6 separate regions of the Mus musculus genome follow, and regions 1, 3, 4, 5 and 6 are each linked to region 2. The links are chromatin loops, found by intact Hi-C in ENCODE. Cell type or tissue: heart. All regions are shown on one strand. Links, peaks and the distances in the headings refer to the core of each region. The heading gives the core; the rest is flanking DNA.

The links. Hi-C counts contacts between places; a loop is a spot of excess contacts. Peaks named below come from ENCODE experiments on the same cell type or tissue, not always from the same donor. Only the 100,000 strongest peaks of a DNase experiment are listed, where the experiment ranks them.
Region 1: it touches region 2 in a loop (6-fold over the local background); 13 of 42 quality-filtered maps call a loop at or near these places.
Region 3: a loop joins it to region 2, with 2.7 times the contacts of the local background. A loop is called at or near these places in 2 of 42 quality-filtered maps.
Region 4: a loop joins it to region 2, with 6 times the contacts of the local background. A loop is called at or near these places in 5 of 42 quality-filtered maps.
Region 5: it touches region 2 in a loop (5-fold over the local background); 13 of 42 quality-filtered maps call a loop at or near these places.
Region 6: a loop joins it to region 2, with 6 times the contacts of the local background. A loop is called at or near these places in 11 of 42 quality-filtered maps.

Annotation. Positions count from the first base shown.
Region 1 is chr2:179,872,402-179,877,809 of GRCm38, reverse strand. It overlaps Cdh4 (cadherin 4), which reads right to left. Exons shown (of 16, transcript NM_009867.3): 8 at 3,601-3,738. Among named protein-coding and RNA genes, the nearest start is that of Gm36066, 71 kb to the right of the region's middle. In heart, for the core only: CTCF peaks have their summits at 2,388 (motif pointing right), 4,326 (motif pointing right) and 4,863 (motif pointing right); a DNase peak (open chromatin) is centred at 2,394; H3K27me3 peaks cover 674 bases.
Region 2 is chr2:178,503,989-178,509,396 of GRCm38, reverse strand. No RefSeq gene overlaps it. Among named protein-coding and RNA genes, the nearest start is that of Gm35582, 4.6 kb to the right of the region's middle. In heart, for the core only: no CTCF peak of the experiment used is centred there; a DNase peak (open chromatin) is centred at 3,156; H3K27ac peaks cover 1,114 bases.
Region 3 is chr2:178,882,815-178,888,222 of GRCm38, reverse strand. No RefSeq gene overlaps it. Among named protein-coding and RNA genes, the nearest start is that of Gm35888, 35 kb to the right of the region's middle. In heart, for the core only: a CTCF peak has its summit at 2,326 (motif pointing right); no DNase peak of the experiment used is centred there.
Region 4 is chr2:179,191,961-179,197,368 of GRCm38, reverse strand. No RefSeq gene overlaps it. Among named protein-coding and RNA genes, the nearest start is that of Gm35948, 150 kb to the right of the region's middle. In heart, for the core only: a CTCF peak has its summit at 3,361 (motif pointing right); a DNase peak (open chromatin) is centred at 3,378.
Region 5 is chr2:179,864,516-179,869,923 of GRCm38, reverse strand. All of the region lies in intron 7 of Cdh4 (cadherin 4), which reads right to left. Among named protein-coding and RNA genes, the nearest start is that of Gm36066, 64 kb to the right of the region's middle. In heart, for the core only: no CTCF peak of the experiment used is centred there; a DNase peak (open chromatin) is centred at 2,133.
Region 6 is chr2:178,423,700-178,429,107 of GRCm38, reverse strand. It overlaps Gm35532 (a long non-coding RNA gene), which reads left to right. Exons shown (of 3, transcript XR_375413.3): 3 at 727-1,393. It also overlaps a transcript of Fam217b not described here. Among named protein-coding and RNA genes, the nearest start is that of Gm35532, 3.2 kb to the left of the region's middle. In heart, for the core only: a CTCF peak has its summit at 2,754 (motif pointing left); no DNase peak of the experiment used is centred there; H3K27ac peaks cover 373 bases.

The DNA of each region.
Region 1 (5,408 bases), core at 224-5,223, 1.4 Mb before region 2:
GAAGTGCTGGTGGTAGGGTGGCCCTGGGTGAGTTATGGGCTCTGGCCTCTAGGGGGCACTGCAGCTGCACAAGAGCAAGAAGAAAATAACTTTTAATTAACACTTGGGAATAGGATTCGGAGCTGGCAAATCCCTGCATCTCTTTAGCTTTGCCTGATTGTTCTTGATTAAGCTTCACAAAAATAGCCCGTGTGTGTTGTGTGGCCAACCTGCCTGCACACTCCCACTGTGAAGAAAAGACGGTGTCCCTGTCTGCCGCTAATCTGGATGGTACCCTGGCAAGTATGAAGTCTGTAGAGCTTGTATCAGACGGGAGGTGTGCGCTTGATGTGGAAAAGTGTTCTATACTCAAAGGACTTCAGACTGCTACCTGCTCGTCCCTCCCTGCCCTCCACATCCCAGGGAACCAGGGGTTTCTACCTTCCTTCATGGGTTGCATGGAGGCAGGACCAACTCCTGGAATGAGCTTTGTGCCATTAGACTCCACATTTAAGTTCCAGTGTGACCTGCCAGCTGCCTGTTCCCAGCAACCTGTGCTGGCTGGCTCATAGCGATTTCTTCTGTGCCCCAGCTGAGAGGCCGCTGTTCACTCCAGAGCTTCCTTCCTCTCATGCGCCTCTCAGATGGCATGGGACCTGCCTGGGCATTTGCGGTGTGGCTCATGCATATGAGGGAAGATGGAGTTCAGTTAGGTTGTATGTGGTGGTTCAGGACGGACAGAGCTCAGATCCATGGGCAAAATCAGTCTATCCTGAGTGTGAAGGAAACTCCCCTGGGGCTACCGTGGAGGGTGCTCCGTGGCAGGCTCTGTGGCAGGCGCTCTCCCACTGTACTCATCCTCAGGCAGTACTGTTGGGCTTGGGCAGTAGCCTAGCAGGTGCAGCAGCCTCTCACCTTGGAGTCAGAGCTACCAGTTTGGGTCCTGCTAAATTCGACCTCAGACAGTTTCACAGATAGTCGGCCCATTTGACACAAGAGTAGGGATTCTTGGCTCTCTGTCTATCTCTGAGCCAAGGGTATCTGCAGGTCTCCTGCCCTTTCTGAACATAGCAGCCCTTCTTAGAGCTCGTTGGAATGAGAAAGTTGACATGGCTGGAGCTTGTGGTAGGACTGCAAGGCAGGCTGGGTCCTTAAACATCACACACCGGCCTATGAGGCTCCTTCCTGTACCATCTGTCTGTGATGAACACCCTCTCCGGAGGCGTTCTCCTCAAAACCGTTCAGGTCGCTGAGGTGTGCTATCTCCTCTGTTGGGAAGGAGCCCAAAGCTGCACTCTTTTGGCTTCCCTGTGGCCTGGTTCTCATGGTGACTACACCGTCCAAAGGCCTGAGGGTAGGATCAGGGGTCCTGAAATTGGGAGAGTTGTGTGGTTTCTGTACCCCGATATCTGTACTCCAGCAGTCTGGCATAGGCAGAAGGGTATATTCCTGGGAGCACACGTAGCCCTAACTTAGCAGATGCCTGGCTCAAGAGTGCTGTCCTGATTGTTTTTATTTTATTTATTAATTATTATTATTATTATTGTTATTGTTGTTATTATTTGTTGATTTAACACAAACTAGAGTTATTTAAGAAGAACCTTAGTGGAGAAAATGTTTACATCATGTTACCCGTAGGCAAGTCGGTGAGACCATTTTCTTGATTAATGGCTGATGTGGGTGGGCCCAGTCCACTTTGGGCGGTGCCATCCCTTGGGCTACCATTGTTCCTGAGCGCTATGAGAAAGCAAACTGAGCAAACCATGAGGGGCAAGCCAGTAAGCAGTGTTCCTCCATGGCTCCTGACTGGGGCTCCATGCTTCAGTTCCTGCCTTGAGTTTATGCCCTTTATGACGGAATGTGGTCAGAACGTGTCCTGGTGTTTTATCACAGCAATAGAAGTCTAGTTAAGACAAGTGGGTTTGTGTCTGAGTGTGGTGCTGAATCAACTCCTGACAAGGCTACCCTGCATGAGTTTCCTGAACTCCTGCGTTAGCTGTGGCAAGGCATGGTCTAGACTGGGGTGGCCCCTGTGTGGGCCTGGCACTAACCTGACAGCTGAGAGTTCCTGCACTGTCACAGAAGGTGGTTGCCACGCTGAGCACTGCTCAGCAAGCCCTCTAGAGGCCTGTCCATCTAGGCCCAGGGCAGAGGATGTCTGTGGCAGGGCTGTCACTTGCAGGTCAGGGTCAGTGACTGCTTCCCTAGAGTCTGAACAGACCGAACCCAGAGAGAGACCCTCCAGCTTTCTCAGGGTCTCCCTGGCTGGAGCATCAGTGCCTCTCCAGGCTGAGTAGCCTGGCCAAATCTTCTACCCCTCTTTTTCTGCACCTGTTGCTTGTGGAAAGGGACAGGACTCACTCCAGTCTTCAGGGGGCCCGAGCCACCTTGGTTGTCAGTCATCTTCTATTTGGCCACTAGATGGCGCTGTGGTCTAGGAGAACAGGATGAGAACAGGCTCTTGAGCAGGGCTTCAGCCTTCTAGACACTTTCTCTCCCCTCTTCTCCTCTCCACGTGGCATCCATTTTCAGGGTTCAGTCCCAGCTGCTCCCTGTGGGCTGTGTGCCCAGAGTCCCATGTCCTGACCCCAGAACAGAAGCTCATAGGGTAGACTGATTGGGACCTGATGGGAGAGTGTCTACCTATGTGTTTGGCAAAGTCCTTGTTACTATTATGGACACATGCCCCTTTTCACTTCACCGCTGGGAGTGACCTCCTGACCTTTCCCTCGGTACACCCTGGCCTGTAGTCTGCCATCTCTTCAGGGATGGGCTGGACTGTGTTCACAGAACTGTTCAAATCCATGGACTTGGGAGTCCTGGAGGCAGAGATGGCTGAGACCAGGGCCCCACAGAATGTTGGGAGGCACAGAAGTGATTATCATGTCTGATGTGCACCAAGAACGCCTAAGGGTCTCACAGGTAGGGACCCTCCCTGCAGCGTGGCTGTCCCATGGGGTCCAGGAGAAATGACAGTCATGTGATTGATAGTTTTGTCTCTAGAGTTCCCTCCCAGGGTAGGGTGGGAGGGTCTGTTCCTCTGGCCCATGACTGGAGGCCCACAGTGGTCTTCCTATACCATAGTTGTGTGAATACCTGTGTGTTCAGCAAGAACTCTTGACCTCTTGTCCAGTGTTGTAGCCAGTCTTGACCAGTTTCCCTGCCTGCTGATGCGAACCACAAGGGGCTAGCCCCTCTCCACTGAGGACCAAGGTAGAAAGGGACCCTTGCTTCAAGGGCACATATGCCCATAGCCAAGGCCCAGCTGGGCATCTCCCAGTCAGGTACCCACTGCACAGTCATACACGCCTCTTCAAATGATATGGTAGCCTGATTGGTCAGCTCCTCCAGACTTAACAAAGGCCCCAGCAATGTATCAGCCATCACTTAATCTTGGGGCACACCACACCCCTAATTTCCTAGGGCTTTCTCCACAGGTGTGTCTGGGCCCTTCCTTCCCACTAGAAGTAGCCGGCATGGTGTCCCTCTCCTTATGAGGCACCTGTGCTTCGACAGTCATTACCCACAATCCATTCAGCTCTTCTCCCCACTGAGAGAGAAGGAAGTGCCTGTGAATTACAGCTCAGGGCTGGCATCTCTGCGAGAACCTGAGGTACTCACTGTGCTTGTGGTGAATTCCGGAGGGTTGTCATTTACGTCTGTCACCGTGATGATGGCAGTGGCTGTGTTCGAGAGACCATAATTAAGGTTTCCTTCCATGTCAGTGGCCTGGACGATGACGGTGTACTGCTGGACTTTCTGGAGGGGAAAGACAGCGTGTTCAGACTCAGCTCAGTAGATGAGGAATACAGGCTTCCTCAGTGGGTTCCATCCTGGCACAGGCTGCTTGGGACTCCCTGGAGGTGTGGGAGCCTGGTGGTAGGGGGCTGTGGCAGAAGGAGGCTGGCCATGTCTGCTTCTCATCAGCTTTCAGTGGGTGCATTCACTTCTGGTGTTAAGAAAGGGCAGGTCAGGGTTCAGAGGGACCTGCACAGTCTTCAGTATGACAGGGAAGACAGCCTGCAAGGTGCCAGGCTAAGGGATGACACTGTTAGGGTAAAGCTGAACTGCCAGCTAGAGCAAGAGTCAGGGAGCAAAAGCAAGTCACAGCAGTTTGGGTTCACAAGCTCCACAGTGAAGGGGCAGTGAGCACCTGCACGCAGGTGTGCTCTGCGAAAGGCAAGCCAAGAATAATGACATGCTGTATCAGGCACTGCCGGAGTCACGTGACCCTCCCTGCTCACTGCCCACACCAGAGAGTCACGTGGCCCCTGTGCTCACTGCTCACTAAGAGGCAGAGGCACTAGAATTAGGTGCCTTTCTTGACCAAAGGCAGCATGCTGTGGGAGTGACAGCCTCTGACCAGCAGGGGGCAGCTCTGTGGGGACCCTGCCCACTTCTCACTGGCACTGCTGGGGGACAGGGTAGAAAGGACCCCTCTGGGATGTCCTCTAGAGGACTTAAATCTCTACTCCTGTTCTCCTGAGAGGTTTGGAAAGGCCAGTTCTTACCTCACACATGACTCAGGGAAGTGTGTGTGAGTTCCAGACATTGGCTCCAGGAATATCATAAGCAGTGGGTGGGTCACAAGATTCCTCTCTTCATCTGTCATCCCTTCATCTACCCATGCCTCCCTCCACCCACACATGCATCCCTCCACCCACCCATGCATACCTCCATCTACTCAGTATCCATCTCTCTAATGTATGTTTATATACGAACACATGTGCGTGCATGTGAATGTGTGCACACGAATGCCTGTTAGAATGTATGTACACCTGTGTGCATGTATATCTATATATTCATATGTGTGTACATACCTGTAGGTCTCTGTTCATGTATGTAGTGTACATGTGTGTGTACAGCAGCCTGCCACTAGAGGGTGAGCTGGGCTTGCTTCTGGACAGCAGGACCCTGGAAAGGAAGCTAGTCCAGCACGTTGAGAAAAATACTGCAGGAACCCAGAAGAAGCCTGGCTTATCATGGCTGGGGCAGGCCAGCCATGCTTTAGAGTCTACTACCCGCCTCTGAGCCCTTGTGGACCTGAGTTTGGCAGTCTCTACCCCTGTGTATCCATCCCTCCATAGAGACAGAAGAAGGTGTGGGGCACAGTGGGCGTACTATGTTCAGGGTCACCCCTATTGGTCAACTGCTTTCCTGTGGCCCCCTCTTCCCTAGCTCCCGTTAGGTATGGAGAGCAGGGCAGGGGCTCCTGGATCTGGCCCCAGGATCAGCAGTGGAGTTGCAATGAATTCATTAAAAAGCGATTCGACCATTTTCAAGTTAGAGAGTCGAAAGATAACTAGAACGGCCATCCCTGGGGCTTTCATTCACACCCCTGCAGCCCAGCATGCAGATTCTGCAGAACAGCCATCAATAATGTATCAGTCAGCCTGCCCTAGAAAGTAGCAAAGATTCCACAGCATGTC
Region 2 (5,408 bases), core at 201-5,200:
GGCACGAAGCAGGGGCCACTAGAAGGAAGTGAAATCCCCACCCACTTAACAGCTTAATGAGGACTTGAACCTGAGCCCGGGAGGAATTGTCAGTGTGACTATTTGCTTGGATGTGGAGGACGTGTCTGGGCTTTCAAACCTGCCCCAGGGAGGAGCCAGAACAAGCTGGAGGCAGGGAGATGGAGATGCCTGCAATTCTGTCTGCCCCCAGCTTCCCTGGGAGACCCTGGAGTCAGGTGTGCAACTTCACAAGGGCCAGGCGTGTGCAGGGAACAGTGGTGTCAGTGGAAGCACATGGAACCCTCTGTGTATTCCAAGCCACCCTAGGGAATGAAGTCCTCCTACAAGAGGCCACTCAGAAAAAAAGAGGTCTTCAGAGCCAAACCTGCACGGACTGAGACATGTGAAATGGCTCTGTCTAACTACTGAGTGACTCCCATTCTCTGTAGACAGGACTCCCCTGCCTGCCCTGTTTACAGGGCAGATTGGCACCTACACCCCCTTGTCCCTCCTAGGCCAGATTTTCTGGTCAGCTACCTATCCTCTGCTCTCGTTCATGAACATGAGGAGCTCCAGCTGTCTATATGAGCCCAGGCCCTCCCTCTGCTTGTGGAGTTCTCCACAGCTCCTCCAGGAGCCAGGCCTCAGCCTTCCCTGCTCCCACAGATGCCAGGAGCCAGGCCTCAGCCTTCCCTGCTCCTGCAGATGCTCCCCCACAGTCTCTCCATATTTGCTTTCTTGCACCGGGCACCTGTCCACTCTACCTTGCCTTGCTTACCCACCTATTAGATGTTTTCTTTCTACCTGATTGCAATGCAAACCCCAGTGACCCTTATGCTGTGTCCTCTTGGAAGAGAGCAAAGTGCCTGGCAGATAGCCGCTCACTGGACACTTGGATTCAGGAATGCTACATTAGCCAGGCACATGCTGTCCCCACCCCCATCCCTGACCACGAGGCATAAAACAAACACATGTCCACATTCAGAGCCCAGAGAGGGAACTCTAGTCTTACACAGAGCGATCTGACAAATGTTTTATCAGTGTAGGAGTCGACCCACCTGGTAGTGAGCTCTCCAGACCAGGGCCCTTTCTGAATGAAAGATGGCTCTTATACGGGAGGTTTCCATACAGTTGTTCTCATTTGGTTTCTTTTGCTGTGATAGAGCTATTAACAAAAAAGCAAGCTGGGGTGGGGGTGTTAAAGACATGGCTTAGTATATGAAAACACTGGCTATTTTCCTGGGGCACTTGGGTTCAATTCCTACACTCACTTGAAGGCTCAGGCCCCAGGGAATCCAGAGCCCTCATCAGGCCTCAGGCACCAGACCAACTCAAGATGCACAACCATACATGCAGGCAAAACAGCCGTACACATAAAATAAGTCAATCTTTTTAAAACAGCTTACGGGGAATGTTAATGTTAATTTTAGCTCACAATTTCAGGTTACATCCCCTCATTGTGGGGAAGCCAAGGCAGAAGCACCGGTCACCTCAGATCCACAGGCACGATCAGAGGGAAATGCTTGCTAAATGCTCTAGCATTCTTGACTCTTAGCCCCGGAGCCCCTGCCTGGAAAATGGTGCAGCCCACACTGGGTAGGTCTTCCCACATTAATTAATGTAACCAAGACGATCCCCCACAGACATGCTCACAGACCAGCCTGACCAAGACAATTCCTCTTTGGGACTCTTTTCCCTGATGATTCTAGGATGTATCAAGTTGACAAAGCTAATCTTCACAAAGCTCCAGACAGAATTTCTCTAAGCACCTGGGCAGGGCCAGGCTCGGTTCCTGGCTTGCTTCTGCCATCTGCTGGTCACTGGTTGAATTGCACTGGAGAAGCTTACCACCACTCCTCTGCCTTTTCTTTCTAGGAAAGACTCACTATCCTCTCTGTCTACAACAGGGTCCATCTGGCTGACCTGTCAATCAACATGAAGTGGAATAGACTCTAAACTCTACTCATGTGCAGTAGAGATATTTATAACTTGGCTCAAAGTCTTAAGATTTTCCCATATTTTGTATCTATTAACTGAAATTACACTCAATATTAAACCCATGAGTCTGGATGATTTAGACACAGAAAGTTTGAGTACAATTTCCAAAAAAATCACACAGCTACAGAGTGATGCAGCTCACCTTTGAGCCTCTGCAACGGGAAATTTCGGGGCGTACTTTACCCATAACCTCACAACTGGCACAGGGCCCTAGTCATCTCAGCCTGAGACTCCACCAGACAGATAGAAGACACTTCAGCAAATCATCTTTGAGCACTAGCAACCATTCTGCCATTCAGAGCTTCCATCTTTCACACCCAGGAGGTTGTGGCTTGGTTCTTCTGGGGCCTCCCCAAGCCATCAGAGGATAGTGGAGGAAGCATATAGGCCGGGGTGGAGATCTGATGCCTCGGGACCCTCTGACTGAGCTGTCTCTAAGCCTCAATTCCCCTTCTCATATGTGTACCAGGGGAAAGCTCCCAACACTGTTTGATACAAACTCTCATCACCATCTTACTCAAGGCTCTGAAGAAGCCCTGCAAGAGACAAATCCACTTCCCTTCCTCAGCCCAACCGACCCCAGGACTGTAGAGCCACCATGGGCCTCACAGTTCCATCTTCAAATTGCAGGGCTGTCACCATCCAGGCTTTCCTGCAAATGTAACAACTGACCCACCAAGAACAGGGTCTATCCCGAACCTAAGGAGCTCCAGATCCCACACATCTGTGGCTCTGGCTTTGAGGCCTTCCAACACCTGTCTCCCGGGCCTGGGATCCAGCGCTTCCCATCTGGATTCCAGAGTCAGCCTCATGGACCATAAGCAATTAGTCTGAGGCAGAGAAGACAGTTTTTAATAATTCTGTCATTATCCTCCATTTTCAGCACCAGCAGACACGAAAACTCCATTTCCCGTTTCTTTTTTTTTTTAAAGGTATCAAATGGCTTCTGCATCACATTGCAATGTCGACATCAGTCCGGTTGTTTGTAGAGCAGACTCGTGCTTTCACGGCCTGAAGAAACTTGACCCCACGGTGTCAGTGTGGGGTCACTGCAGAGCCTAGTTTGACTCGGTGGCGCTGGGTGCTGAGGTCCACTTCCATTACACAAGACATAGGGTGCAGCAATGCTGTGTAGCTGACAGTCGGATGTGAACGAAGCCCACAGCTTCCTGCTGGGTCAGCGTGACGGTGAGGAAACCACCCACCATCCTCCCCAGACACAGAGTGATCTGGAGGAAGTGAGCCATGGAGGGGTGGCTGGTGGAGGACCTCACGACAGAGCCAGATCAGCAGGCAGGAGGAGAGTATAAGGTTCAAGACAGGAAAGCCATTGATAAGCCAGGACGTAGCAGAGTCCACATATGGGAGATGGAGACACTGGGCTCTAACCACATTAATTTCAACAGCCAAGGTAAACAGCTGGATGGGGCTTAGAATGATCGGTCCACTGCAAGCACACACTCCCATGAGACCCCTGTGTGGCCGAGGCACACCCTTTAAGTACCATTCTCACCCTATAAATGAGAAGTCCTGGACACAGAGAAGTTGAGTAACCTGTTCAAAGTCACACAGCAAGGAAAAAGCTCTGGGGATTGAGTCCAGAGCAGGGCAAACAGGTCCCTGCTCTTGGGTGTCTGTGGACACAGACTTTAAAGGTAAGTCTGGGTTATACCTCTTGACCAGGGCTGTCACCAGAAGCAGCAGCCTTGAAGATGAGGAGTGTGATCTTGTCTTGTTGGTCACAGAGCCCGTCAACAAGAGGACAGACTCTGCAGGGTCAAACGGGTGCATACAGCTTTCACATATATTACCATGATGCCGGGGTTCCATTGGGTCCCTGCCCAGGGCTGTCAGCCACCTCAGCAGCTACTGTAGCAGGATGAATGACCCCACATGCAGGCAGAGCACTGACCCCACATTCTACACCTGGTTCAGTATGTGGCATAGAACTGAGGGTCTCTTACACACAAGACAAGCACCAATTCCCAGCACCTACACGGTGGCTCACCACCACTTGTAACTCCAGTCACAGGGATCTGACAGCCTCTTTAGGCCTCTACAGGAACCAGACATAGAGATAGCCATGGTGGTTCACAGACATACATACAGGCAAAACACATGAAAATTATCTTTTTTTAAAACAGTGAGATAGTTTCTCACTAAGTGACTCAGCTTGGCCTTGAACTTGTAATCCTCCTTCCTCAACCTTCCAAGTAGCTTGCACCACCATAATATAGTTTTGTTGTTGTTGTTGTTGTTGTTATTGTTGTTGTTGTTTTGTTTTGTTTAATGGAAACTTGTCCACAATGGTTCATTAGCAAAATACTTCTGAAGAGAGGAGCGGACACCAAGCAGACTTTCTACTGTTGATCCCAGAGAGAAGCCAGAGAAGCCACAGGGGACAGACTCCTAAGTCTTCCACAGCCTGCAGACTAGTGTGTGATGGGTGTGGGATGCTGTGGTACATGCACAATGATTCTGGCATGCCTGAGCAAGTCTGAGTCTCGTATAACTTTCTAGAAGGTTCTGATGATGGCATACGTTCTTGGAGGACACACAGAGTGGAAAATTATAGAAGATCATGAAGGAGAATTAGAGCACTGAGCAACAGCACCAGAGAATCTGAGCACTGGGCAACAGCACCAGAGAATCTGAGCACTGAGCAGCAGCACCTTACACGTTTCATGGAACTTCTTCCTAGTCGTTTATACTCATACAGACATTTTAGGCTTTGACAAAACTAGAAACATATAAAAATATATTCTCATATTCCCCTAACGTTTTTATTGTTAGCAGTTATAGTCTGGGTGTGAAATGCTCCCCGAGGGCTTGTGTGTTTGAACACTTACTTGGTCCTCGGCTGTGGTGCTGGGGTTTGTGGGGGTGGGCGGGCTGTGGAGCCTTCAGGACTGTACCCGGTGCTTTTGTTGAGAAGAGATTGAGAGGTCTGCCTAACAAAGCTGCCTTTTCCAGCTGAGCCTGGTGGTGCTGGCCTGTCATCTGAACTACTGGGGAGACTGAAGAAGGAGGATGACACCATCAGGACAACTTAGTGGGATCCTGTTTCAAAATAGAAAGTCCAAAAGAGGTCTTTCTGGAGGACCCGGGTTTGGCTCCCAGCACCCACATGACAGCTTACAACCATCTGTGGCTTCAGTTCCAGGGGATCAGGTATTTCTTCTGGCAGCCTAGGTTACTAGGCACACAAGTGGTACATAGATACACATGCAGGCAAAACACCCATAGATATACAATTTTAAAAAGCATTTAAAATAATTACTTAAAATAATTGCTCAGTGGCAGAGTACTTACCCAGCATGTTCATAGTTAGTCCTAGTCCCTCTCGTATCACATATAAACATTTTTATTTCAAAGGAAAAGTGATTTTCAGCAATAAATGAAGGGACTAA
Region 3 (5,408 bases), core at 274-5,273, 380 kb before region 2:
TACACACATGCAATGCAGGCACACACAGGTACATATATACATACATGCATGCACATACATGTAAACACACATACACATGCATACACACACATGCATACATACACACATATACACAGGCAAACATATACACACATGCACGTGTTTGTGCACACACACATATACACACAGAGAAAGGTGGTTTTCATGATGTCACTCCAGAACCCTGCACACTCCCCTTTGACTCCGGAAGAAGAGAGATCTCCACGTGTGCCACCCAAGGTCTACATGCAAACACTCACCAAAGACTCAGGATGCAAGGTAATTAAATAGGATTTTTCTGCCTGTGGCCTGTCACCTCCAGCACCAGTTGCTCTCTGATGGTAAGACCTGGTGGCCTGTGAAGCACACAGGAGAGCATACTATCACCAACAGGTTAAATAAAGGAAATGTGTGCTGGCCTTGGAATGGTGTAACATGTCTGTTCTAAGGACACAGATTCCTTGCCCCCAGCAACATTTTAGCAGAGCGGCCTCACGCAGGACACGGTGCTGTGGCGGGCGGTAAGGATCTAAACTGGCCTTGATTCTCCCCGAGTCTGTTCATTTTCACGTGAAGAAGCCAAATGTGTTCTCAGGTTCGTTTCCTTCACACTCTGATTGGTCTGTCAACTTCTATTAATATGTTTCAATGTCCAGTGCTTGGGGCTCCCGCGGCAGCCTTAACTCCTCCAATTGCCTTGTGCAGGGTCAGCCCTTGGAAGCGATGCTGCTTCTGTGTCAGAGATACCGGGAGAACCCTCTTTCCATGGGAGGTACAGAAGTAAAATAAGTCTTCGTTGTTTCAATTCATGAGTGCCTATGCTGATGTGGGATGTGGTACCCATGTTTCTGGTTACATACTTGTGTACACGTATGGAGGCCTGCAGCCAACCTTAAGTATTTATTGTTCCTTGTGAGCTACTCACATTTGAGAGAGAGAGAGAGAGAGAGAGAGAGAGAGAGAGAGAGAGAGAGAGAGAGAGAGAATGTCCATCCTGGAGTTTGCAGATCAGGCTAGGCTGGTGGCCAGCGAACAACAGAGATGTGTCTCTCTCTCTCCCCCATCACTGGGGTACAAGTAGTCCTAGTGTGCTCAAATACTTCATGTGTGTCCCAGGGCTCAAACACTGCTCCTCACAATTGGCTTCTGCAGTGGGCATCTTCTCACTGGGCTATCCTCCCTTCAGGGCCAAGCTCATTTACTGCACATTCCCCATCAGATCTCTAGCTAGGATCAAAGCTGCTGGCTATTCTTTAGAAGGCTGCCCCAGCTCCGGAGCCCCGAGTGAGCATTTGAAAATGAAACTCTGTAATATTTCAGTAGCATACATCACACGAGGTTAAGTCAGATTCTCCTCTCACTTGCATGTAGTGTAGGAAGCTTAAAAGCTAACCAACCTTTATTGTGGAAAAAGAAGAGTACAGTACAGAACAGGGCATCCCATCTCCCCAGGGTTTTTCTGTGAAGTCTTCACAATGCTGTTTTTCTGTAGCACACAGGCTTCAAACAGAGTTAAAGTCCTGGTTTACCTGCATTACCAATAAGAAGTGACAGCCTTCAGCCTCACCCTCTTATGTACACAATCAAAGCCAGGCAGAACGCGCAATCAAACCTGAGACAGGACTTCCAGTGGGTTAAAGTGCTGTCCCTTGCAACAGAAAACTGACTTACTGGGGAACCTGAATTTGATCTAGTGGATGGTTGCAGTCTACAAAGGAAGAAGTAAAAGATTTTCAACAATGAGAGATGTAAGATATAAAACACGCTGTGGTGTTCTGAGTGAAGATGCTCCACGCTGGCTCATAAACTTGAATGCTCAGCTCATGGTTGGTGGAACTGTTCGGAAAGGATTAAGAGGTGTGGCCTTGTTAGAGAAGATATGTCATTGGGATGGACTTTGAGGTTTAAAAGGGCCATTCCATTCCCAGTTAGCTCTCTCTGCCTTCTACTTGTGGACAAAAATGTGAGCTCTCAGCTACTTCTCCAGCTCCATGCCAGATATCATGTTCCCTATTATCATTATCCTTATTATTATTATTAATTTATTACTATTGTTGTTGCTATTATTGGACTTTATCCAGCTTACAACTAGATATGAAGGACTGTAGTGAGCATGAAGACATGAGTCTGTAATCCCGGCCCATTCAAGAGACCTCAAGGCAGTGAGGTGAGTGTGGATACATAGCGACACACTATAAGAAAAACAAAAACAACAAACCTAGACCCAACATCAGTGAGGCAGGGGTGTGGGAAGGGCTCAGGGAGCCTCTGCTCCCTTCGGTTGAAATATTTCCTGCTGATAGAGTCCAGCAGGGGGAGCAGTTGTGCCCACTGGTTATCCCTTCATGCTACAATAGGTAATCTCAGGGTTCATGTAGATGACCCTGGTTGAACTAAATGAGTCACTGCTAAAACCAAACGTCATGAATCTGAGATAGGGACATGTCAGGGAGGGGACTGAGAGCTGTACGAAGGGGAGAGGAGAGGCTGTGGGAAGAAGAGTAACTGAAAGGTATTGCATGAATGAATAAATGTATGTACTTGTCCAGGAACCAACTTAACTGATAAAAAATTTAAGTTTTAAAAAGAAGAACAAAGAGTTAAGATCCCCGATGTTAATCTCTCACACAAAAGCATGGGCAGCCTCTGACTTCTCTCGGGGGAGCCCTAGTTTTCTACATGCATATTTTATGCATGTTTTGCATACACAGCTGATATTATAAACACGATTGGATTTGAATCCCCCACTGAAAAATCTATGCGAAGCAGTAGCTCCACTAACCTGACATCCACAACTTTACTGCAGTCCCTTATTAATTTTGGGAGTTGGGCATCAATTCTTAAGCATTTTCTGCATAGGCAATTATATTCCACCAATGGTGGCTCGGCTTATCACCATCTTTTTTCTCCTCTATCTAAGACACTCAGGATGAGGCTAAAGAAAGATTGTGAGAGGAAGCACCCTTTGTCTTGTGAGGGGAAAAGATTGAAACATTTTACAGAAGTATAATGCCAACTGTTGGTGCTAAAGAACTGCTCTTTTCTTTTTAAAAATATTTTTAATTATTGTGTATGAGTGTGCATGTGTGTATGTGCATGAAACCCAATCTCTCCATCTCCCTCCCCTCTCTCTGTGTCCCTGTCCCTGTGTGTGTGTGTGTGTGTGTGTGTGTGTGTGTGTGTGTGTGTGTGTGTGTGTGTATACACGTGCACATGAGTGCAGTACCCATGGAAGCCACAAAAGGACTTCTGATTCAATGGGGCTGGAGCTACAGGCAGTTTAGGCCACTGATGTGGTTGCTGGGAACCAAACTCTGGTCCTCTGCAAGAGTCAAAATGTATCCTTAACCAGGAGACATCTCTCCAGTCTTTGTTTTCTTTCAACATAATATTGGGAAGGTTCCTCTCTAGTCTTATTCTGTTGTTGTGTCCTTGCCATAAGTGGTATTAAGTTTGCCTGGTGGTTTTTCCTGCACCACTTGATATTATTGTACGGTTTTCTCTATGTACTGGATAAAAAGGTTTGTGGAACATACTTGACCCTTTTCCAAGTTCTGTCATTCCCACATGCTTGGCACGAATTCTTCTTGGCTGTGGTGCATCTGAGCGCCATTAGACTGTGTTTCCTGATACGTTGGAAGATTTCTACACGTGTGTTCACGAGAGGTTCTGTGAGTGGTTTTACTTTCTTTCAGGGTTGTTTTCTATTTGGGGGATACTATGATTCTGATCTCACAGGCAGAATCCTGTTTATGCTCCTGTTCTTAAAAGAAATCACAAATAATGCATAAAAACTGCTTATTAAACATGTAGTAGAATTCACCAGAAGTGTGGTGTCTGTGTGTGTGTGTATGTGTGTGTGTGTGTGTGTGTGTGTATGTGTGTGTGTGTGTGTGTGTGGTGGATCACTAACAAACAGTCCAATGTCCTCTTCCTATTTAATCTCATTATGTAAGTTTTCCCTCTTCTATCTTTCAAAGAGTAGGTCTATTTACTATTCAAATATCAGATATCAAATTTGTAATGACTAGTTTGTTAAATTTTCTTAATTATAACTTCAATATTTATGAGATCAGACAGCAGTAATGGTGTCTGTTTTAAAATTTTATTTTATTTTTTTATGTGTGTGAGTTTTGGCTACATGTATGTCTGTTCAACATGGTGCTAGTAGAGGCCACAAGAGAGTGTAGGATCCCTGAAAATGGCGGTTATGGATGATTGCAATTCACCATGTAAGTTATGAGAAGTGAACTGAGCTCAGATCCACTTCAAGAGCAACAAAAGTTCTTAACTTTTGAGTCATCTGCACCCATGGCCTCTTTGGTTTACTCCCCCATCCCAACAGGGATAGGGTATATATGGTATTGTCCTCATTTTCTTATACTATTAAGGCTACTATAGCACAACACCAGAGGCCAAGTTTTAGCCATAGTTGGCTACAATGCTTTGGTTCCAATTAGGACATAAGAGCATGCTCATTCAGGAGCAATCTGGATTGGCTAATGAAGGACATGTGTGTGTGTGTGTATGTGTGTGTGTGCGCGCACACACACACACACACACACACACACACACACACACACACACACACACACACACACACATCAGTTAATTTATGCTATGCTGTGACTAGCTCAAAGGCTGGGCACTCCTAAACCTTCCCTACTAACAAATGCTCTGCTCCAGTACTCCTGAGACTACTAAACCTTCCCCTGCTATCCCAGGCCCAAGCGGGGAAGTGGCCAGTGGCTCCTTATATCCCATCCTTCTTCCCTGAGTCATGGTGGTTCTCTATCTTCTTCTCTCCCAATTCCAAGCCTGGGCAATCTAAAAGCTCCCTTCCCTCTCTCTCTCCACCTAGCTATTGGTCTGTGACTCTTTATTGATCAATCAAAAGCCAGTTGGGGACAGGGACCTTCAGCATTTAGACCTGCAGATTCCTGAATAATTCGAAGCATTAGAACCAATCCCCAACACAGAGTGGTTTATAAACAGCAAAGGTCTGTGTCTCACTGTTCTGGAAGTCACAATCCTAGATTGAGGGCACCAGATCTGATGTCCTCGTTCATGGATGGAACCTTATCACTGTGTCCTGACACTGATGGGTAGGGGTGGGGCAACTCTCTGAAGCCAACTACGACCCCATCACCTCCCAAGGGACTCAGCTTGGGGGTTGGTTTCAGGGTGTGACTTTGGCGAGGGCCACAGGAAGTCCACTGCATCGGTCTTCAGGTGTGTTGACTTTCTTTGTTGGTGTTGTTTCCAACATCCTTGGCTTTCTTTTCAGGTCTCATCATATCTGTCCTGGGCTTGCTCTGGGCTGCATGCACCTGCCTTTCCACCTCATTCCCTGAGGTGGAACGCACACTATGAATCTTCCATTTTCCGTA
Region 4 (5,408 bases), core at 277-5,276, 690 kb before region 2:
GATGAAGCTGGACGATCTTACACTAGAAAATAATGAAGTCCTCAAAATGAGCGTGCAAAAGCCTACCAGATAATATGCACCCCAATAGATGGGGTGTGTCAATGGTACAGGAGCCAACAGAAAATCTCACAGCCAAAGCCAGACTGAGGTGAATATCAGAATAAGAGAACTGGATAATAGCTCAAGTAATAACTGTCCCTGAATGCAAGGCATTAATTAATTAGTGAGTGAATGAATCAATTAAAGAGCAAAGGAGAAGAGACAAGTGCCGTTTGTAGGGAAACAGCCTCACTCCTCAGGGTTTAGTGGTACTCATGAGAAAGGAGTCAATACCATTCAAGGGAAACCAGACAGAAACTGTGCCAGCCATGACCCACAGTCCGAATAGATAGTGATTCATCCTGTGGGTGTCATAGCGACAGAACCATCTTGTATTTGTGAGCTTTCCCCACAATCCAGACACTCAATGCAACCACAGAAAAAACATCATACCCATACCAGCACAAGGCCACACTACAAAAACATAGAATAGGCATTTTTTTTGTGGATAGAAGGGTCATAGGGGAGGTACAAGCTGACAGAACCTTGAGAAAAATGTTGCACAAAGGCAGTGTGTGGCCTCTGTGGGGGCCTAGCACAGCAACAAGATTTTTTTATACTAAGGAAATAGATAAAGTGTTGATTTTAAAGATGAATTAGTGTGTCCTGATTTAAAACCTATCTAAAAGAATAAAACCTAGTGTATAAAATTGATGTTTCTTGGGTAGTTATGTCAGGCATTGCAAGTGTATTTTTCTGACACATGGAAATTGTGATTATTATCCATGTAATTAATGCACATGGTATGCCCTGTACACACCACACCCTTTTCTCTGTAAATATAGAAGAGAATGATAACAGCTAGACCCCTGTCCATCCCAGAAGCCCCAGTGGGCTGTGTAGCTCCTGACAAAAGTATATGACAGACAAACTCCTTCCCTCATTCTTTAGACTGATGTTAGACACTTTGTGCTGTAGGCACTTGGTATAGTCGTGACACACAGCCTGTTAGGGATGGCATTATATTTCTTCTGGTGGAGCCATACATGCAGAAGAGCAACACCTTTGGAACATGCCATAGTTCATTAAGTATGATGACCACCAAGAGTTCTAGAGATGTGGGTTCTGCACCACACGCCCTGGTGATAGTGCACATGCAGCCATCTCCATGGAAGGACAATCAGGCATTCCGTGCATGCGAGGCACTCCAGAGGAGTGAATGGTTGGGATAATGACGTTGTTATAAATAACTCTCACTAATCAGAAGAAAAATTGCCCTGAATTATTGACGATCTTCACAGAGGCCAGGACAGGAAGGAAAATCCTCACAGATTGACTCTCCCTGCTCTCCTAATCAAGGAGGGGCTGAGGTTGAGTAAAGAGCTGTGGTCTTAGAGAGTTTCTGGTGTGATAGTCCACCCCTGGTAACTTCCCATGATAGCTCACCCCTGGTACCTTCCTGTGATATCCCACACCTGGCACCTTCCCATGATAGCCCACCCCTGGCATCTTCCTGTGATAGCCCACCCCTGACAACTTCCCATGATAGCCCATCCCTGACATCTTCCTGTGATAGCCTACCCTTGACACCTTTCTGTGATAGCCCACCCCTGACATCTTCCTGTGACAGCCTACCCCTGACATCTTCTTGTGATAACCCATTCCTGACATACCTTCCTGTGATAGCCTACCCCTGGCACCTTCCTGTGATAGCCCACCCCTGACATCTTCCTGTGATAGCCCACCCTTGATACCTTCCCATGATAGCCCACCCCTGATACCTTCCCCATTAGTCTGCTCCATGGCTTCAGTTCAGCTTTATGATTGGCTCACAGGCCAGTGATAATTTCGCCTCAGCAGATGGGTCCAGGTAGGTTTCAGCCATTAAACATGCAGGGAGTGTTTCTTGAGGTTCTTCCCAAGCTCCATAGGGATAGGGTGTGAGGCTACAGGATGAGTGACGTTCTTGCCTTCAGTCTTGCAGATTTCTGCCTTCTGGGAAAGTGAGAAATGAAGGAATAACCCCCCCAAAAATATTAATAGTTATATATTCTTATATACATGTATACACATATATGTATGTGCTTACATGCATACTACAATGCTCATATGTACATACAAATCATGTATACACATTTATATATGCATGCAGAGCACATATATACATTTAAATGTACATACACATTCCTATCTACATACATATATGTATGTACACATTCATATCTACATATACATTCATATACATACACATTCACATATGCATACATGTTTATATGTATGTACACATTCACTTATACATACACATTCATATGTATGAACATATTTATATATACATACACGGTCCTATCTACATATGCTTTCATATGTATATATACATTTTTATATATGTTAATATCTACATGCACATTCATATATACATGTTTATATGTGTATTCACATTCATATATACATATACATTCACATATACATACATATTTATATGAATACTCACATTTATATGTATATATACATTACTACATATATAAACATTCACTTATACATACATGTTCATATGTATATTCACATTCACATATACATATGCACATGTCCGTGATCACTGACTTATCCTCTTTGGATCCTCTCTCTGTGCACACTCGTGTCCCTGGCTGATCATTTCATGTCTTCCAAATTCTGTTCAATCATCCTCCATCCACCCGCTTCCTGCCCACTGGGATCCAACTCTATCATGGTCTTTTCTCACTACCCATTGATAGCCTATGTCATCCAGGTGCTCCCTGCACGGACCACCTTTAGCACCAGAATATTGGCTGTCATTTTGGTTGGGCTTCTTTGAAAAGGCTCATCTAGACTGTAACTTCCCTTCACTCTGAGCAGGAGGGAATTTGGCTGCACCACTGTCCATCCCAATCCTGAACTGAAGGCCTGAGTGGCTGTGTCAAAGCCACAGACTGGACAAATTCTCTGAACCATACTTACACAGTCACTTTGTCTTTGACAATGAAAACTGAGAGTGAGCCAGATGTGGTGGCACACAACTTTGATCCCAGCATTTGGAAGGCAGAGGCCGGGAGATTTCTGTGAGTTCGAAGCCAGCTTGGACTTTATAGCAAATTCCAGGCCAGCCAAAGGTTCACAGTGAGATCCTGTCTAGAAACAGAACACAACAGAGCAAAACAAAAAATAACAGACCTGGGACCAAGAAGCTGGGGCCAGAAGTGGTGCACAGAGAGCAGGTTAGAGCTGGCCTAGAGTGGTAGGAAGACCACTAACCTAACACCATGGTCAGCAGGATAAGGCACAACTCAGGCAAGTGGGTGAATGGAGCTGCCACTAGAGGGCAGCATTCAGAGGTGTTGCTGGATCCCACTGAAGTGGTTAGCTCGTCCCTGGCACTTGACAGGGTGTCTGGTTAAGCACCCTGGACAGCACCCTGGTCAGCTCCCGGGTGGGTCAGCACCCGGGACAGCATGGGGGCAGCTGTGCAAGAACTTTCTGACCCTAAATGAACGGTGGTCACAGAATGGCCAAGAAATAAACATAATCTACCAGAAACTCTCAGCTCAGCCTGTCATGGTGATAACGCTCCACTGACCCAGCCTTATAGGACGCCTCTGTCTGCAGTGGGAGGTCCACCTCCTGCAAAGCTGTAGACTGTGTATACTTAGACAGGGGGAGTGCTTAATGGAGAACGCGGCCTCCAAAGAGGGAGGCGTGGACTTATCTCCCAGCTCTACAAAAGAGACCTCCAGTGCTTATGGCCCACTGGCTTGTAGGAAGAACCATTAGGGATGCCCATGAGAATCAGCACCATGCATGCCTTGAAGAGCCCCTAACAGGTGACCTAGAACAGCCAGAAGGAAGCCATAAGCCCTTTTAACCACTCAGCCCATCATATCACAGCAACAGCCTCTACCATACTTCTTGGGTAATGCTCTAAAGGGAAATGCCACTTTGATCCACCGAACGCATCTAGACACCCCACTGTGGTTTCCTAGCCTGTCTCATGGAACTCTGTGCAGTCCCATGTAGGAGGCTGCAGGTTGGGCTGCCCTGACTGCCAAGCCTTGGAGCTAATGCACACCGTTGTCACACAGCGTGCCCTTCCTGGGGCTTTGTCCATCTTGCTGACAGAAGGCTGGCAGCTGCCTGTGGAGAGGCCCCCCTTACAGGCGCTTACATCAGCCATTCTTCTGCCTTCTCCACTGTCCACACAGTGAGAGGCTGCCTTCTACACAGCTGGGTCTCTCCATCACTGCTGGTTTAGCACTGGGTGGGGTGGGGCAGGGTGGAGCACTGTTTCCAGGAATAGGCTGTGTTGTCTTAGGAAATGCAAACTGTACCTTGTACCTGTAGTGACCACACAGGGCTCATTTACCTTTAAATATGTAAATATGTCACTGCCTCTTTGCCGGCATGGCTGCAAGGCCTGTGTCTCTCCGGTCTGACTGTTGAGAATTGAGCAGTTTTGACAAAGCCGTTGAGAAAACAGCAAGAAGAGAAGGGAGAGAGGGAATAGTGTGGAAGCAGGGAGAGAGAGAGAGAGAGAGAGAGAGAGAGAGAGAGAGAGAGAGAGAGAGAGAGAGAGAGAGAGAGAGAAGACTGAGCAGGCAGCAAAAGGGCAAGGAGAGGAAGGGGAAAGAGGCAAAAATGAAAGAGGCTGAAAGGGGGGCTAAGAGGGGAAGGGGGAGGATGCAGAAGGAGAAGGAGTGAGGGAGGGCCAGCAGGAGGGAGCCGAAGCCTACGGTATCACATTTCTCTTCCTTGAAAGAGACACCAAAACTGACAGATCCATCCTTTTATTTCCGCATTGGTCTCTCCAGAGCATTCTTATTTAGTAGTAATCTTTTAGAAAAGATAGCGTGTTCAGCAACACACACAAACACCTAACCCACCGGGGAGAGATTTGCTATGGCGGTTTCAGAGATGAAGAGCTGTTTTTGTGGCGTTTTGTGAACAAGCCATCTTTAAGAGTTGGAGGCTGCTCCTGTCTTGATGGGAACAGTCCCACAGCTCCCAGCTAAAAGCCTGAGCTTTCCTCTCTATCAGGAAGAGACTGGGGGTGGGGGGGACTGAGGCTCATTCCGTTAAAATACGAAAAAGGCAGCCCCAACGCGCAGAACTGAACTCTGTGGGAAAGCCTGCTTTTCCAGGGCTGCGTTCCTCACCCTTAGGTCTGTGCCAAGACTGTGGGGCGTTATTGCTTCCTGCCTCAGATTTCCTGTTGCTTCTTTCCTGCTGAGAAGTGCCCTAGAGCCTTCATACTAGGGTGTCCATGAGGGACAGAAAGTGGTACCTTTTCTAGAAACCGTTCAGCGTCTTAATATAAAATTATGGCTATTTTCCTGTTAAGAATAGTTTTGATTTTTTAA
Region 5 (5,408 bases), core at 165-5,164, 1.4 Mb before region 2:
GTGTCAGAAATGTCCCTGCTTGAAGCAGGGAGGGCTGAGGAATCCAGGCTCCTTCTCAGCCCTTTCTGGCAACCCCTCTGGCTCTCACATGCTTCCCCGGGGATGCTGACTCAAACCACAGGCTGCATACTGCCCCCTTTCACTTTCCTCTTGTCCTCCTGGAGGGTGTGGATTACCCACCCTTGGGGTTCCTATCTTTCCAAGGTTGACTCTAGGACAGCTCATTCCAAATGAGGATCATTGACATCTGTGGGCAGATCACGCTCTGTTGCTGAATATCCAATGCTCTATGTGGGCACTGGGCAGTATCCATAGACTCTGCCCATGGGTGCTAGGAGCCAATCACAGATACCAGCAGTGTAGTAGTGTCCCAAGGGGGACATTGTTTGAGATGCAGGGCTCCGAGGAAGGAAGCAGGCAATAAATAAGGGAAAACAGTCACTTCAGATAATGGCACGTTCTGTGCACATGGATAGAGCATGTGGTAGGCATGGAGTGCTAACTGAATTTACCATCTCCTCTTAATATGCTTGGAGAGGTCTATGGCCGGCAGAGGGAATGGTTTGTACTAAGGCCTTGGGGGAGGTAATGTGCACATGTGTGTGCACGCACCTGCAAGAGTGTGTGGTGTGTGTGTGTGCACACACGTGTGCGCACATGCACACAGAGGTTGTAGACACTTGGGCTCAGGCAGTTCCTGGCCTCCCAGTCCCTCCAGAGAAGCATGCAGGGAGGTGAGAGCCTGTGCTGTGGAAGGATCTAGAGGATTTGTGTACAAAGCCTCCTGGTTAAACACTGACAAAGTTTAGAGATAACCAACAGATACAGTTTCCATCTGTGGCTGTGGTTGTTGTCTCTGGCTGCCTGTCTGAGACCTCAGATCTGAACAAGTGGTGCTGTGAAGTCTTTACATGGAAGGAGAAGGCTCTGCTGCAACAGGTGATGTGGACTGTCTGGGGATGCTCTGGCTACTCTGCATCCTACGTCTGATGAATGCCACAGGGAATCAAGGAAAGGTCTCAGTGTCCGGACCGATGGAGTAACCCTGTATGTGTCGGCACAACTTACCACGCAGGCACATAGCCACACACACCTCCCTGTACCCATCTACAGGGTTGGACTTGGCTTGTGGGCTGTGACTGGGTGATCCTGAGCTAAGCTACGCTCTGTCCTGCTGCTTGTCAGAGCCCAGGAAGACCCTGATCTGGGGACTGAGACCAACCTGTCTGATTTGTCACCATCCCTTCATACTTAAAGGTTAATGACGGTCACACCATGGGCATTCCTATCTCTTCGCTTGGCCTCCATGGTGGACTCTTTGACCCCATGCCTTTGAAGGCCACTTCTGGTAGCCCTTGAAGGAAGAAGTCAGAGGAGAGGAAAATAGGCAAGAGCAGAAAGTATGGGGCTCTCCCGAATAAGAAGTGCAGTGAATGGAGTGTGGGAGAGCTCTAGGAGGGGAAGCAGGGCACAGCCCTGAGGGTCCGTCCTGCAGAGCTCCTAACAGGAGTAGGTGCTGCTAGCATTCCATTCCAGCTTCCTCTGCCCCCTCCACCCCTGCGCTCCTGGCTGACACCTGCCCTTGGCTCTCCAGGGCTCCTTTTCAGCCTGGCCAGAATCACCCTGGACACAGCAGGCTCAGATCCTGCTAGTTTCCTGAGTGCTTGGGCCATGTTTCAGGGCCCTTTCAGGCTCTCTGAGCAGGCTGTGGCTGGACCTCAGTGCTGGCTGGGAGGAACAGTGTAAGGGACCAGTGCCAGGTTGCTGGGTCCCCGGGGTTGGTTTGGTTTTGTCCTGGTCCTGATGCTTTTGTCCCGAGTGGAGCTGGGAAGGTAGCTGAGACAGGGTCTGGGGTTTTGTTTCCATCTTTGGAAAAGGAAGGGCAGTGTCCTGCTTTCTCTGGCCTTGTTTCTCCTGAGTTGCTGCCAAGCAAAGGTTGTAGGGAGGTGTTGTCTGGAAAGCTCTGGAAATGCTGTGGAAGAGGCCGCTTGGAAATCCCCATACAGATGTCCTTGCCTACTACATGTCACACGCTTCTGAATGTGTCTGTACATTTTTGGACATGTCTGGATGTCCCTGGGGTTTCTGGACACGTCTCAATGTTTGTGGATATTTTTGGAAGTGCCTGGATGTCTCTGGGTTTGCTGGGGTGGTGTCCCTCAGGCAGCCTGCTCCTGGGAGTGCCTGTGTCACCACACACTGCCCTGCCCTTGCTGAGATGTTTTCTTATGGAGCCAGTGATGAAAAACTCTTGGGTTGGGATGCAGCTTGGTGCTGGAGCCCTGGCCTAACCAGCAGAGGCCCTGGGAATGGGGAGTCAGTTCCTAGTACTGGAAAAAGTCTAAAAAGCAAGCAGCCTCTCTGTTTGCCTGGGATGGCCAGAGAGAGGGTCATCTGTTTTTCTACAATGCTCTGCAGAGCTTCCTATCAGGTCCCACATTAGCGACAGACACCTTTATCATGGCAATCTATCCTGCCTCTCTCTTGTGCTTACTGATGGCCTGACACAGCCATGACAGAGCCAACATGCACTCGCACGCGCGCGCGCACACACACACACACACACACACACACACACACACACACACACACACACAGTGTGGCCATGGGAGTAACTGCTCAGAGCGTGACTTTCCATATGTGCCCTTGTTGTCCCCAAGCCAGATCCTCTTGAGGGAGAACTCAGCCCTGCTTCCTGCAAGGCCACCTCAGGTAGTGTCTTCTGAGAAGAACAAAAGGCACAGAGAAGCTCACGACCTGGCAGGCCAGATGCCAGAGGAAGAACCTGAGAGATGGGACTTTCACCTGGCGGTAGGGACTCGGTGGTCTGTGGGATGGTCTTGGGGTATCTGCACCTGCCTTTTTGGTACACAGCTGAAGTATTGCTTATGCCTGAGTAGCCTACTGGGGCCTTAAGTAAGAAAAGACTAAAATCCAGAGCAAGATAGGATCATATCACGGCTCACTTGGTGGCTTTCCTAGTAGATTAAGCAGCGGTGTTTCGAGTGTGGGACTCAGATATAACAAAATGTCATCCTGTTCCTTCCTGTCCCTTCCTGTGCTGACTCCATCACATGATCTAGTCCCCTCATCCTCCCTTCCATGCCCTCTCTCTTCTTCAGGCCCAGGCCTCTTCTCCTCCTTCTGACACTGTCTGGCGACGGTCTTCCTTGTGTCTGTCTCAGATCTTCCTCCACCTGAATCTTACTGGACCCCAGTTTGTAGGTCTGGGTACACCCAAGTCCAGATGACCTTTCCAGGACTGAATGTCTTTTCTCAAGGACATTTTTCCAAAAGAGGTAATGATGCTTCTGGCCTCCAGATGCTACATGAGGGTGCATTTTCAGGGCTACCATTCAGTACAATATGGATACTAAGTGGACCAGGGCTGTGGTTGGGCAATGACTCCAGGGACTCTGGGTCTCAAGCTATTGGGGTCTCTCCTTCACTCCTGGCCCAGAAAGTTTCTGCTACCCTGCACCCTGGGTTGGCTCTTCTATTTGGGGATATCATATCTATCTGTCCCCATCTGTGCCAACCTGGTGGGTTGTTTCTGAGGGCAGTTAGACAACAACTGTCTCATTGGCAGTGGAGGCTCTAAGGCAGGATGGAGGTTGAAGCAGCCCTGAGCAGGTTGAGCTGTGATCCTCACTGTGGTTAGTGGGGCCCAGGGAGTGGCACTATTAGGAAGAGTGGCCTTATTGGAGTAGGCATGGCACTATGGGCATGGGCTTTAAGACCCTCATCCTAGCTGATTGGAAGTCAGTCTTCTCCTAGCAACCTTCAGATGAAGATCAGTAGACCTCTCAGCTCCTCCTGCACTATGCCTGCCTGGATGCTGCCATGTTCCCACCTTGATGATAATGGACTGAATCTCTGAACCTGTAGGCCAGCCCCAATTAAATGCTGTCCTTATGAGAGTTGCCTTAGTCATGGTACCTGTACGCAGAAGTAAAACCCTAACTAAGACACTACCCTCCCCTCCCCTCCACTTTGAGGGTGCTGAGAGCTCAGGTGACACCCATCTCTATGTAGTCTGGGTGTGGCTGAAGCTCCTTTAGCTCTGGGAAGCTAACGGCCCATGGGTTCCAGGGTTCTTCTTTGGGTCCTCTTGGTGGGTGTAGCCTGACTGATGGTCCTTGAAGCCATTGGCTTGTCCTATGGGCCAGTCTTCTCTGTCACTTAGGGACCTGATTTCTAGAGCATCATCTGTCCTTACAGATGTCCTTACAGGGCTGGTTGTTTTCTCTGACTCTGGGGCCCCCTGTCTTCTGGCTGAACATGGCTTTGTCTGTGTTAGCTTGGGCTGTGACTCTCCTACAGCTGTAGGCATCAGAGCTTATGGTACTTGGCCTATGTGAGAGCCTCAGCATGAGGAAATGCTAGGAGTTCTGTCCATAGGGAGGGACCAGGCCTGGCTGCGGCAATGCCTTGATGACTCCAGCCTGCCTTGATGGTCCACACTCCAACCAGCAACTGGCCTGGGCTCAGGTGGTGACCATCACCAGTCGGGCTGAAGAAAAGACGTTTACAGGATGTCCCTGAGGGATGCTCACACTCACAAGAGGCCACAAGCAGAGACAGCTATCTTCCCTTAGTGTACTGACTTTCGTATGTGATGCCAGCAGAGGGCAGAGTGAATGGACAAAGAGCTGTGTGGTGACTCTGTGGCACAGAGCTGACCAGACCTGAGGCCTTCTTGTCTCTGGACCCTCAAGTTCGCTGTCCTGTCTGTGTCTTAGGAGTTTCATGGTGTCAGCTAAAATGGCTCCTCTGACTTCTGCTGACACAGATGGGGACAGAGAACACAGAAGGAGAGTCCGTGAAGACAGAGGACAGACCCTGGTATGTGTGGGGAGCCAAAAGAGTGCCTCAGTGGCTTCAGGGATGATTTGCAGGAACACAGGGGACAGGTACATGAGGCTTGGGGAAGGTCACAGCCTGCTTCAGAACATGCCTTTCCCACCATGCTGTGGGATAAAGGCCAGATAGTTCCTTTTTTTGGACTGACTTCTTTTCTACCAAAGAGAGGTAGCTTTTGTGATAAGAAAAAAGATCAATAGTCGTTACCACAGAAAAGGCTTGTTTTTGCAAAGGTCTGATAGCATGGGGCTGCTGGAACCCTGAGAGCTACACTCCGTGAGGGCTGGGAGGTAAGGGGCCTGTGACTTCACCCACTCTACACTTGAGTCAGGAGACATTTGGAAGAGCAGAGGCCAGGCCTACAGCTCTGTGTGGGGTTGTTTTGTGTTGACTCCCTTCACTTGCTCTCTCTCTCTCTCTCTCTCTCTCTCTCTCTCTCTCTCTCTCCCTCTCTCTCTCTCAGGAGGAAACAGCTCTTTCCACCTGACATGAGTGTTGCAGGAGTTTAAATACAGGAAGGGGCTGGTTTGGCCTTCCTCAGCATC
Region 6 (5,408 bases), core at 198-5,197, 80 kb after region 2:
ATGCCATTTGGGGATTAGCCTTTCCCCCTTAGGCTGTGGTCATCTCAGGTGCCAGCCACACCTAATGCATCTTCACCCTAGGGAATATGCTTTCTAAACACCTGGGGTTTTGGTGACAACCAACCAGGGGTCCTCAGTGGAAGCACAGTAAAAGCTTGCGTAGCTCCCAGGTGACAACCCAACAGAAGCTCCCCAGGGAGGAAAAGGGAGGTGACAGGCACTGTTGGCCACCTCCACTCAACACACTCACCTCAAAGGCTCAGGGAAGGCCGATTTTCCTCAGACATTCAATGTCTATTCAATGGCATCACATGGACTCTCAGAAGGAATGGCTTTGCCTTAAATATTCTACGCAAACCCATTTCTGAGAGTGTCAGACACTCACTGAGTTTTGTCCTCAGTGCTGTCGGACAAGGTGGCTTGAACCTGGTGGTTTGCTCAGGAGTTGGTGATATGGACCCTTAGTTGAGAATAAAAAAAAAAGCATTAAATAAATCTTATCCTGAGAGACCCAGCAGTGTGTGTGGCGGGGGGAGCAAATATCTTAGCACATCAGAACTGACCCTGCCAGGTCCTCACCTGCATCTCAGCCCAGTCCCAGCTTCCCCTACTTCTGCTGCCAGGAGAAAAGGAAGGGGTGTTACTTTTGCTTTGTCATCCCGGGGCTCCCCTCTGGGCACTGGAGGACAGGTCCCAGCTCAGCTAGGCTGCTCTTCTCTCATTCAGGAGCCATACGGGAACACCTTATGCAAGAGTCACCTGGGCACTGTTGAAGAGTCGAGGCGACTGCACTCTCAACGGCTTGACTCTGCTTTCTGCTGAAATGGTGGACCAGTTTGAGGAATGGGAACAGTGGCGTGACTCCGAAAGCCTGAGTCTGCTGTACACGTTGGCCACCAAGGGAAGGCTACAGGCTCCCAAGGCAGCGATATATCAGGGGGATACAGTACAGCTGGTGCCCAGAGGGAATCAGCTATGGGAGGCTTCAGTCAGGAGGAGCCAGGGCTGATGAGGCACTCTTGTAGCTATGGGGCAAGCACGAGGAGCCTGTGGTTGCTTGCTGTACATCTTTCAGCTTTCCTAGGGATGAAAATGCTCATTATACAATCCTGCAGCACTAAGGACGGGTCTCATCCCAGATGCTCACCCACACCTAGCTAGATGTGCAGTCAGTGAGTTTTGGGTATCCACCCACCTCTGCCTCCTGACCCCTGCCAAGAACTGAGTTTCCAAGTATGCCCATCATACCTGGATTTTCACACAGGTACTGGGGATCAAACTCAGGTCCGTGTGCTTTACCAAGAAAGCCATCACCCATCACCCTGCCCTCTTTTTCACATTTTGTCTTTATGTTTCTACATCAACAACAATGCTGGTAGGATTATCAGACCCTTTGGTCATTTGTCTGAGTAGGTTTTGGAGGGTTTGGGGTGGGTACAAGGTTAAATAGAGGGAGGGAGCTTTAAAGAGGCTTCTAGATGATTTTCCCATATCAAGTTCTCAATAAAGACATCTTTCTTCTTTTTAAAAAGGTCTTGACACTTTAATGTGTATGGGTGTTTTGCCTGCATGCACACAAGTGCACCGTTATGCACACCATTCCCAGGGAAGCTGGAAGGGCCAGATCCCCTGCAAATGAAGTTACAGACAACTATGAGCCACTGTTGTGAGTCCTGAGATCCGAACCCAGAGCCAGTGCAACAGCAGCAACGCAACCTGTGCACTAGAAACGCAGGTTCTTCAGCTTGTGGGTGTCAAGGCTCTATCAAAATGTAGATGCCCCATTGCCTGGGGAGGTCCACAGCAAGAGCAGCATAAAACTCAAGGTGACCCTTAGGACTGTGACACTGTGCTGCTTTCTCTACAGATGCAGAAAGGTGTGGTCCTGTGGTCACCCAGTATAAAGGTCTAGGTATACGCATGCAAGAAAAGACAGGTGACAGGCAAAAACACAATAGCTTTGCCTTGACCAGGAGTCTTCAGAAGATGCCATGGCTCAGGGCAGTGTGTGTGTGTGTGTGTGTGTGTGTGTGTGTGTGTGTGTGTGTACTGTTTTGTGTAAGGAAGCCTGCACAGTCCTGCAGAAGTGCTCGTGTGACACCAGGGAGGGGCTCAGTCTTTGAGGTAAGGACAGGAGACAGTCTTCTCGGCCAGCTCTTGCACAGGAAGGCCATGGATGGAGAGAAAAGTACTCCTGGTTTCCAGTCGCTTTCCGGGTCTAGCTTTTATGGCTTACCTCAGAGAGAAGGAGTACAGAGATTAGGTCAGAAAGATCTCACTTCTGAACCCCTCTGTTCAGGGTGTCACTTCCTGAGCCCCATGAGTTTAAACATATCCAAGCTTCACAATTGAATTCGCAGCAGTCCATTTTAATATTCCACGTTTATTTAAAGCCTTGTTATCACTAAGTAAATATTACATCGATAAGTGTAGGTGTATTTATTGATGTTTTATCAAAGTGGGTTCTCTGTCAAGATTTTATAAATGATGATGTCATTTCACATCTGCTAGGCAGGGTGGGCCTTGTGATTACGGGACACCCGAGAATGCCCCACTGTTGTTAACCACACCTAGGAATGTATCTAATTTATCTAATCTCTGGTGGCAGAGGACAGTGAAGGACCTGCTTGTGTCGGAAGCCAAGCATTCTTCTGCTCCCCATTCTGTTTTGATTTTACTACAAAGGTTTGCTCCATTAGAAGACAATAACAGATTTCATCAGGGTCTCAAAAGGTTTGGTCACCACCTAGTGGAGGATGGAGGAGCAACTGCTAAAATAACTGCCATTCACGAACTTTTTTTTCTTTCTTTTTTTTTTTTTTTTTAGTTTTCTTCTTTGCTTTTTTTTTTTTTAAATTGGTTATTTTGTTTATTTGCATTTCAAATGTTGTCCCCCTTCCAGGTTTCCCCTCCGAAAATCTCCCAGTACACTGCCCCTCCCACCTTGCTTCTATGAGGGTGTACTCCACTCCTGCTCCACTGCCCTCTATGCTGGGGCATCAAACCTTCACAGGACCCATGGCTTCCCCTCCCATTGATTCTAGACAAGGCCATCCTCTGCTACGTATGCAGCTGGAGCCATGGATCCCTCTTTGGTTGTTGGTTTAGTCCCTGGGAGCTCTGGGAGGTCTGGTTGGTTGATACTGTTGTTCTTCCTATGGGGTTGCAAACCCCTTCAGCTCCTTCAGTCCTTCCCCTGACTCCTCCTTGGGGTTCCTGTACTCAGTCTGATGGTTGGCTGCAAGCATCCACATCTGTATTGGTCAGGCTCTAGCAGAGCATCACAGGAGACAGCTACATCAGGCTCCTGTCAGCAAGCACTTCTTGGCATCAAGAAGTGTCTGGGTTTGGTGGCTGCATATGGGATGGATTCCTGGGTGAGGAAGTCTCTGGATGGCCTTTCCTTCAGTCTCTGCTTAATAATTTTTCCCTGTATTTCCTTTAGACAGGAATAATTCTGGGTTAAAATTTTGTGATGAGTGGGTGGACCCCATCCCTCAACTGGGGGCTGTGTCTAACCTCTGGATATGGTCTCTACAGGCTCTCTCTCCTCTTTGTTGGGTATTTCAATTAATGTCATCCCTGTTGGGAGCCTCTTGTTTTTCTGGCATCTGGGACTTTCTGGTGGCTTCCCCTAGTCCCCCCCCCACCCCCTCCCAACAGCTACATGCACAATAGAAGCCTGGATTTTATACTTCCAATTTGGTTACTTTGGCTAATATCAGAGAACCATTTCTAACCCAGCACCACCATCACCACGATTTGGCGTCCTAAGAGGCTTCCCTGTCAGAAGTAACTTTAGGAAGATCTTTGGGAAGGCTTACGGCAGACCACGCCTCTACCCGGACTGCCCTCAAAAGCTGATTATCTTCTAGATGTGTGAGTTAAGGTGTGAGCTCATTGTACCACGGTGTTGCTAAAATTCCCTCCTGGAGGAGATGTGAACGGTATCTACTCTCCTCCAAAAGTCCCAATAATCAACCAAGATAGGGTATGGCCAAAGTCTACTCTGTGAAACCAGAGTTTCTTAGGCTTCCTTACATGACAGTGGTGGCTGCCACAGTAGTGTCAGTGGTCTTAAAGCAGCCACATTGGAAAGACTTAACCCAGCACAGACCAACCTTCCCCCATGGTCATGTAGTTGGACCCCATAACCTCTCCTTCCCAGCCCATAAGCTCTACCCTACCCCCCGACACACACACACATACACACACACACATACACGCCAAGCACAATTGCATGTATGTGGTTAGGAGTGGCTCCATTGAGGGTCCCATGATCCTCTTCATCCTCCTGTGAAGGGAAGTCAAGAGTCAACAACCCAGTTGTGGTGATCCTTTGCAAGAGGGCACAGCTGAATGCAGGGCCATGGTAGCAGTTTGGCTGGCAGGATAGTCCTACACGGCACACGCAGTGGATCAGCACACACAGTGGAGCTGCAGCCTGCTCCTCTCCTGTCTACTCCTCAACATCTTTGAGGAGGACAACCACGTAGTTCACAGCCACATGCCTCTGACGCGTGAATCCGCATGGCAGCACTTGTTCCTGGACAGCATCAGCATGAAGGTCAGGGGGACGGAAACCCATCCTCCGCAACTCTCGAGAATAACCAGAAAATAAAGACCAATTGGGAAGACAACTGCATTAAAAACGAGAGAAATCACATCAAACCAGAAAGTTCCAGGTAACGTTTGTTTAATTTGTCTCCAGGAAGGAACAGTCCAAGTTCACAAAAGCTTACGTGACTTGTTTTTCTACGTATAAAACCAAACACACAGCAGTACAACAGCAAATGAACATGCTGAATGTGTTTATAGGTCACTTTACTACAGCCGTCTACACGTACACAAATAAAACAATAAATACTGCTGTTACCTCGAACACAGTACCTCCAGGAGTGCCTATTTCTACTTGTTTAAGGAAATGAACGGAAAGAAAGATAAAGAAGGTATAAGCCACCTAAGAAGTTATCCTTAGGTCTTCTAGAACATAAGCCCAACAGCTCACAGGTTCAGGGGCCTTCCTTTTGCGTGAAGACCATGGCGTCTGTCTTCTCCTCCAAAGGGCTGTGACAGGCCACATACTCTATGACCTTCAAGTTGGTTACAAACCTTCAGCCCCTTTGAGATTTGGAAAATGACCAAAGCCATCAGTGAATACTTAGAACCTTTTGTGATTTTTTTTTTCTCCACTCATTGATGTTATTAAGTCTGAAATACTGTTTTCCTTATATTTCTCCTGGGTTTGACTGGTTTAAACGGGAGGGCCTTTTAACCATCCCTGAGTGAGAAGAACTTCCCAGAAGGGCACCCTCTGTCACTGAGGCTGGATACTCTGGTTTGGCCTTGAACTTATTGAGTTTACAGTTCAGTGCCCAATGTTGTCTACTTGCCTACGTGGGGTATGT